Linked DNA regions of Mus musculus: all the other regions are linked to region 1. A link is a loop called in an ENCODE intact Hi-C map of the cell type or tissue named here. Cell type or tissue: heart. All regions are shown on one strand. Region 1 overlaps Peli2 (pellino 2). Region 2 overlaps Tmem260 (transmembrane protein 260). Region 3 holds the start of Tmem260 (transmembrane protein 260).

Evidence for each region. Hi-C counts contacts between places; a loop is a spot of excess contacts. Peaks named below come from ENCODE experiments on the same cell type or tissue, not always from the same donor. Only the 100,000 strongest peaks of a DNase experiment are listed, where the experiment ranks them.
Region 2: a loop joins it to region 1, with 2.3 times the contacts of the local background. A loop is called at or near these places in 4 of 42 quality-filtered maps.
Region 3: it touches region 1 in a loop (2.8-fold over the local background); 4 of 42 quality-filtered maps call a loop at or near these places.

Annotation. Positions count from the first base shown.
Region 1 is chr14:48,137,277-48,139,776 of GRCm38, reverse strand. The region is part of intron 1 of Peli2 (pellino 2); the gene reads right to left. Among named protein-coding and RNA genes, the nearest start is that of Peli2, 18 kb to the right of the region's middle. In heart, a CTCF peak has its summit at 1,494 (motif pointing left); DNase peaks (open chromatin) are centred at 106, 1,426 and 1,846; H3K27ac peaks cover 356 bases; H3K27me3 peaks cover 2,088 bases.
Region 2 is chr14:48,458,083-48,460,582 of GRCm38, reverse strand. All of the region lies in intron 3 of Tmem260 (transmembrane protein 260), which reads right to left. Among named protein-coding and RNA genes, the nearest start is that of Tmem260, 13 kb to the right of the region's middle. In heart, no CTCF peak of the experiment used is centred here; a DNase peak (open chromatin) is centred at 1,462; H3K27me3 peaks cover 1,003 bases.
Region 3 is chr14:48,444,776-48,447,275 of GRCm38, reverse strand. It overlaps Tmem260 (transmembrane protein 260), which reads right to left and starts at 924. Exons shown (of 16, transcript NM_172600.4): 1 at 673-924. The coding sequence starts at 820. In heart, a CTCF peak has its summit at 1,218; a DNase peak (open chromatin) is centred at 885; H3K4me3 peaks cover 1,456 bases; H3K27ac peaks cover 1,148 bases.

The sequences.
Region 1 (2,500 bases):
ACACCGTGTTTGAAATCCCACTCACTGCACTCAGCAGCCCTGCAGTTGCTCTCCTCCATCTCCTGCCCTGCACTTCCCCTTCCCTGGCCCATCTGTTTTCCTTTCCTTCCTGGCTTCCTTCTCTGTGGCCAAACCAAGGAAAGCCATAGGGTAATGCCAGGCCAGGGCCTGGTGCTGAGTTAGATAATTAAAGATCCTATGGCTCTCCCAAAGACTCCACCTCCACCCAGCTGTCCCTGCAACAATCTAGCCTCCCTTCTGAAAATCCCTCCAGCTCCTGTCAGCTAAGATCACATCCAAGCAGGGTATACACACACACACACACACACACACACACACACACACACACACACACACCCGCCCCCCATGCTCATCAGGGCGGTGTGAAAGGTGGGCCGTGAAAGTCACCTGAGAAAACAAACGTGCCAATGACCTCAGGAGAGATGACTGTTTCCACCTGAGCTCACACAGGCAGTGGAATGAATGAGCAGGCTTTATGTGACTGACAGTGGACCGGAGACCATTTGCTTCTTCAGTAAAACCACACACCAGTTACAGTGAGAAAGAGAAAGCAGGCAAAGGATTAGCTTAATAGAACAAACCTTTAATATTTAAATAGCCCGTCATTACTCACATATCCCTACCAGGAAAGCCCGATTTTAAAGTATGTCAAAGAGGATGTTCTACAAAGATTCCAATTCCAAACTTCAGGAGCAAATCCCGGTCACGTAGTCCTGGATGCCAGCCCTCTCCACCTTTACTGCAGAGACATTACAGAAAATTTAAAAATGTCAACGACTTGACAGTTTGGGAGGAAAAAGCCACACACAGGACGATGTTTTCTTTCCTGGAGAGAGCAACCAAACAGCGTGATAGTCTGATGGACATGCTCATCTCTGCACTCTCTGAGCACGTGGGCATGTGGTATGCTCTCCTCCAGTGTGTGCCTGGAACAAAGCTACCCCTTAAGGCATCAGGCAAACCTGGAGCCTGTCCTCCCCACTACAGGCAGAAATACCCAAAGTCCAGGAACCCTGAGCTGGGTGTTCTTGCTTCATTTCAAGCTGAATGACAGAGATTTCAAGCCCCAATGGAGTAGACTTCTGAACTTTTCTGCAGAGATCGATCTGGTTCAACTCCCTGAAGCAACACAGGAAAACGTCGAACAGTTTAGAATCTGAAATTCAAACCATAAGCCCAAAGCCTCAAACTGGATCCACGCAGTGACAATTGTGCCTTTTAAATGTCGTCTGATAAAGCTGGAAGCCCACTCGTCAATGAGAGAGGGTCTTTTTCCACATATAAACTGCACTGCTAAAGGCCCTCCTCAGAAGAAGGCACCAGACAAAGCCCTTCTCCCACCTTCTTCCTTCGTATGTGAACAAGCACCATCTCTGTGTGTGGATCAAGCCTAAGACAACCCGGCCGGCAGTATGCCCAGGGGCCAGGCAAGCAGAGTCAGGGTGGCTCTCCTGCTTCCCCCTGGTGGTAGAAAAGAACCAGAGGCCCACTTCGTGTAGAAAGCATCACTTTTTCTATGCCCTTTAATCCAGACACACTGATTACATGTCACAGGGCTCAAGAAGTCTGTCTTCCCTGTTGCTTGTTCCAACGATTACGGAAGAAACTTCTCAAGTTTACATGAAGGAAAATCATCTTACTATGCACATTTAACAGCCTCTCCCTTCTAAGAAAGAAGAAGAAAAAAATCTTATGTGACTGCTAAGGCATAAACCACTTTCTGAGAGACACTGTGAAACCCACTTCCAACTCCTGCAACTGCAATGCCGTTTCCTCCAATGCGGTGGATGAATGAAAACAACCTAGCGGGCAAACCGGCCAGCACCCAAACAGACTGACATGTGTGAGAGGAGGCACCCTCATGGGATGGGAAGGCTGGGAAGCCTGGCTTCAAGGAGGCCATTCGGAAGGTGGATTCTGTGCTTTGGCTTGCTGCACACCCAAGACTCCTAAAAGCTACAAAAGTGGAATCAACAAGGTCTACCTAAGAGGAAAGCTGTAGGCGGAGAAGCACAGACGACCGAAGAGGAGGAAGTGGAGGAAGGAGAAGGAAGGTCGGGAGGAAAAGGAGGAAGGGGGAGGGGAAAGAGGGAGAACAAAGGGAGAAGAGGAGGAGGAGGAGGAGAGCAAGAGAGAAGAGAGGAAGGCTGAAGCAGAGAGAGGGAGTAGAGGAAAGAAGACACCAAGAGTGAGACCGTTGGCATGAAACCCATATCAGTCTGTGCGTTCTTCATTAATTAAAACCCTTGGCACTCCATAAATTACACTAATAAATTACATCAGAGGATGTAACAATCACCAAGGTCAGGAGGCTGAAGTGGTCAATTACTGCTTTTATTCTTATTTCAACAAAGGCATCTCTTCGACATGAGCAGCCCTGGAGAATGACGGATCACAGATGACAGCCCCAGCTTGGCTTCCTGCTCCCAATTCTCCTAGGTTGAAACCACGATTTAATCTCATTTTCCCTGGCCCAAAG
Region 2 (2,500 bases), 320 kb before region 1:
TGTGTGTGTGTGTGTGTGTGTGTGTGTTTTACTGAGGATTGAAGCCAGTGGCCTTGAACATACTGAGCTATATCCCAGGCCTCTGTAACTTGGCCTTGAATTTGCTGTATTTCTATCCTATTCTCCTGAATAGCTCGGATTATATATAGGCCTGTACTGTCAGGCCCAGTTTGTTTTATTTTTTGTAAACATATTCTATGTATAAACATATTATGTGATATATTTGTAGTAGATGAATCTTCTTGATTTTTTGGGGGGGGCAGGTTATCTCTAAAATCACGTGGTTTACAGCCAAACACTAGGCAGAAAGAGATACCAAATTGGATGTCTCCATCAGGTCCGTCCCTTTGGATTTCGGGGAACCCTGTGGAAGAGGGAGAGGAAGAATTGTAGGAGCCAGAGGGGTCAAGGACACCAGGAGAACAGGGTCCACAGATGTCAACAAAGCAGGGCTCATAGGGGCTCACAGAGTCTGCATGGCTCGTAGCTAGGTCCTCTGCATACGTTATGGTTGTTAGCTGGTTGTTGTTGTGGGACTCCTGAGAGTAGGAGTCAGGGTTGCTCTGACTCTTCTGCCTGCTCTTGGGACCCTTCTCCTCCTACTGGGTTACCTCATGCGGCCTGATATGAGGGTTTGGGCTTAGTTTTATTATATCTGGATATGCAGTGTTCAGCTGATATCCCTGGGAGGCCTGCTCTTTTCTAAAGGGAAACAGAGGAGGAGGAGATTGGGGACGGGGATGGGAGAGTGCAGGCAGGGAGCTGTGGTTGGGATGTATTGAAAACAACAACAACAACAACAAAATCATGTGGTTCACAGTTTAGGCAAATGCAGTGCTCTGTCCGACGCAGACAGACCTATGGAGACAGTACGGGAAGGATGTCAAGTCTTTTCAATCCCACTGAGTAACTCTCAGTGAAGATTCACTCCACTGAAGGAGAGCGGCTGCGAGGGCTTTAAGAAAGTCCATCCTAACAAGCAAGGGCATCGTCATTCTCCAGTTAACACGGAACCACTTTCTTTTTGGTCCATAACATCCGTGAGACCTAGAGAGGGCTCCTGAGGAAGTTACTGACTGTGCAGTAGTTTTCTCGCGGACAGAACAGCATTCATCTGTTGACTCAATGGATAAATCAGGGGTTTCAATTCATAGCACTGACACAGACTTGCTATCGATGGATGGTAAAGTGCACCCTTCCTTTCCACTCCATGGTATTTGATTTTCATGTGTAGTCACATACTTGTCTAACCCTCAACCAGAAGGCAAACAACGGAAACCTGAAACTCGTTCCAAGCACACATTTGATATGCCTCCTAAAACTCATGAATCCATTTGACTTCAGTGATATCTACATAGCAGCAACCCCACATGGGACGCACTAGCTTTACTGACACTGAGCGCTCCTACTTCAGGGAAGTGGAAGCGGAAGCAGGCAGGGAGCAGCGGCATAGGCACACTACCGGCTACTAAATTACTACAGTGTCACTTCCTAACAAGAAAGTCACAGTGGATCAGAGGAAGGAAGTATGCTAACGCAGGCTAGATCAACTGCACACCCCACCCCCTCTCTGTGCGTCGGTCTGTCTGTCTTTGGTTTTGGTTTTCTGAGATGGGATTTCTCTGACTGTCCTGAAATTTACTCTGTAGACCAGGCTGGCCTCAAACTCAGAGATCAGCCTGCCTCTCTGCCTCTGCCTCTGCCTCTGCTTCTGCCTCCAGAGTGCTGGGATTAAAGGCATGTGCCACCACTGCCCACGACACGTATCATTCTTATCCTCCCGTAGTCTTATCTTTCCAGGCTTTAGTCATGAAAATGACGTGAAGGTTTCCCTCTGGCTCATTCACATAATCAACGTCCTGGTTTGTCATCTCTCCAGGCTGTGTGGAGAATGGTCAGACTAGCATTTTCAGGGAAGGAAAACCCAAGCCCTGCTACACACCTTTCGTTTGCTGTCAGTCAGCATTCCTGTAGCAAATGATCTCTGAGCATCAAGTGTGTCTCGCTCTAGGCAGCCGAGAGCAGGGGATCCAAACCTTTATACTGCCAGGTTCAGACCCGGTGAACAAAAAGCAGCAACTGAGGACCGTGTATATTCAGGTTTTCTCTCTTCAGCCACTACCACTAGGCCTCAAAAATGATAATCTTCCCATCTCTAATAACTTTGAAAGTAAGTCCTTATCCCATATTTTATAAAAAATGTGTTGCCACTTCTGAGAAAAAAAAAATCATACCAAGGTTACTTTCACTTCCTGAGCCAATCAGGACTACTGTTTTTGCCTGTAATAACTATCGATGCTTTTAAAGGAAAACTGCCACGTGTTATTCATGATTAAAAACCATAGAAAAGTGGGGGGAAATTTTAAAGTCTTCAGAAAGAAAAAAAAAATGACATAGCACAACTAAAACAGAAGGAATCAGATCATGAACAGTTTCCATGAATAAATGTAATCAATCAATCAATTTCTGTGAGAATTGAGGTCTACAGGCCAGCCAGCAC
Region 3 (2,500 bases), 310 kb before region 1:
ACGGCTGATTATTATGAGAAATTATTGATCACTTTATCTGGCTGTAAAAACCAAACCAAACCAGGGACTTGTTTCTAGACTCAGATATGTGAAAAGTATGCCCTAGCTTAATCTGTGTGAAACCTGTCTTTCATTTTCACAGGAAGAGGGGTGCTTTCAGTTGCATTCCCTTTTATGAGTTCCCCTCTAAATTTTCTGCATGGCTGGTTCCTTAATATTCAGGTTCTAACTAATACACCTCCAAGGTAGCCTTTCCTGACCTTCTGAGGAATCTACTCATTACCACTCCAACCACATTCTCCCTTAGTGCCTCCGTAACTCACCACTACTTAAAATGTAGTTTATTTAATAACCCGTTGTGTCGTCTCTAAACACAGTAGAACGCTCCATGCTATTTGTTAACTACTGTCAATCTTTTTTTGTCTGTGACACTGTAAGGGCACGACAGGTGATACAGGTAACAACGATCCGGGCAAAGTGGACAGTGGTTAAATTTCATCGGCTGAGCAGCTCGAGAACACAGAGACCAAGATCCAGAACCGGAAAGAGAACTGGTTCTGGAATTCAGAACCGTGCACGGAGCTCCAGCGAGGGGACGCGGGGCCGGGACACCGAGGCGGCGGCACCCGGAGGCAGGGGGGCGGGGAGGAGGGCGGCCTGCGAGTACTTTACCCGAGTCTCCCCCAGGCAGCGAGCGGGGCAGCGTGAGGGTGAACACGGCAGCCACGGAGGCGAACACGGCCACGCTGCCGCGGAGGGCCCCGGAGCGCCACGGCCCCGCTCCGGCTGCCGGGCTCCCGCCGTCGCCATGGAGACCCATGGGCCCGGACGCGCGCAGCTCGCGGACCGTGACCCCTCGCAGCGGTGCGGACCTTCCCTGGCCGAGAGGCGCGCACAGCCCGCGCCGGCTTCCGGTCTAGCAGGGCCGAGCGCACCATACCTTCGCCCGCCAGGTCGGGGAGGAGGAGATGGCGGGCGCACTCCGGCACGGCTTAGGAGTCTTCTGGGGGTCACTGCGCGTGGTACTGTGTCTGCGTCAGTGTGCTTTGAAGTAACGAATCACAAGGGAGCATAATTCCCAACGACATCAATCATGGGCCAGGCCTACTCGCACTATGCAGTCTCTCTCCCCCTTTCCGCACTGACTTGGTCCGTTCCAAAAGAGACGGAAGTGGCGTGGATAACGGTGAGCCAGAAAGCGCTGCTCTGCCCCCTGTGGCGTGGGGTGGAACTGCATAAGAGAGCCCCCTAGAAACCCAACAAGGAAGGGTTCCAACCATGTAGTAAGCCACAAATACATTAATTGCTATTATATTTTTCAGTGGACTCATTGATCGCGGCTATGTATTTATAGAGCCTTGCCTCATTAAAATTAATGTAAATCCATATGCTAATTATTAATTCACTAATTTTAAGATATTAAAATGTGCTAATTAGCCTTTTTTTAACATGAGAACTCAGTAGGTGAGTTGAAATACTTGAGTTAACAAAATTAACTCTTCATGATAAGAGTGTCTCCTACTTAAATGAAGAAGAATGATTTTTGTTTTTTTGTTTTTTTTGCTCTAAAAGTGGAAAATGAAATCAAGAGCCCACATAAATAATGCAAATGGAATGTAGAAAGAGATGGGAGCTACTAGACAATACACAGCACACTGCTGAGAATTGAATCTAGGGCCTCATGCAGGCTAGGCTAGTAAACATTTTAAGCTTGCAGTTTGCATTATTTTAGCAATTATTCAGTCTGGGAAGGGAGCGGGCAACCTCCTTAGAATCTGTGTCAGAATACACGGGAAATGGGCAACATTCACAAATGTGCTATTTGCAGTCTGACAGGAACACTGTGTCCAGGCTGTGAAGTTGATAGGCAGTAATTGTGCCCACCTATCTTAGTCTTTTCCTGGTGTTTATAAAATGCTTTATCATCTGAGCTCCTGGGACACAGGGGTTGGGCAGTGTACTTTCCTTATTGCATGAGAAAACACTATGACCAGTGAAACTTATAGAAGAAGCAGTTTATTTGGGAGAGATTTTCATGGCTGGGAGACATGGTAGCAAGTTCTCCATTGACGTCCATTGAGGAAAATGCTTTTCTTGGTAGCAAGAGATCATGAGAAATACACCTTTCAACTAGACAGCTTGTCCAGGATTATCTTGTATGTATGTGTGTTCATATGTGACAATGTGTGTGTGTGGTGGGGAGGGGAGTTGTCCAAGTCTGTACATGTAGAGACCAGAGGTCAATTTTGGATGTCTTCAACTATAGCTGCCCACCTTGGGTTTTTTTGTTGTTGTTGTTGTTAGTGGTGGTGGTGTTTTTGTTTTTTGTTTTTGACTTGGTTTTGTTTCATTTGGGTTCTTTGTTTTGTTTGTTTGTTTGTTTGTTTGTTTTTTGATAAATTGATTAGCTGGAGCCCATAGAATCCAACTGTCTCCCAGCCAGTTCTGGAGTTACAGGTGCCAACAGCATGACTTGATTTTCTACGAGTTCTGGAGATCC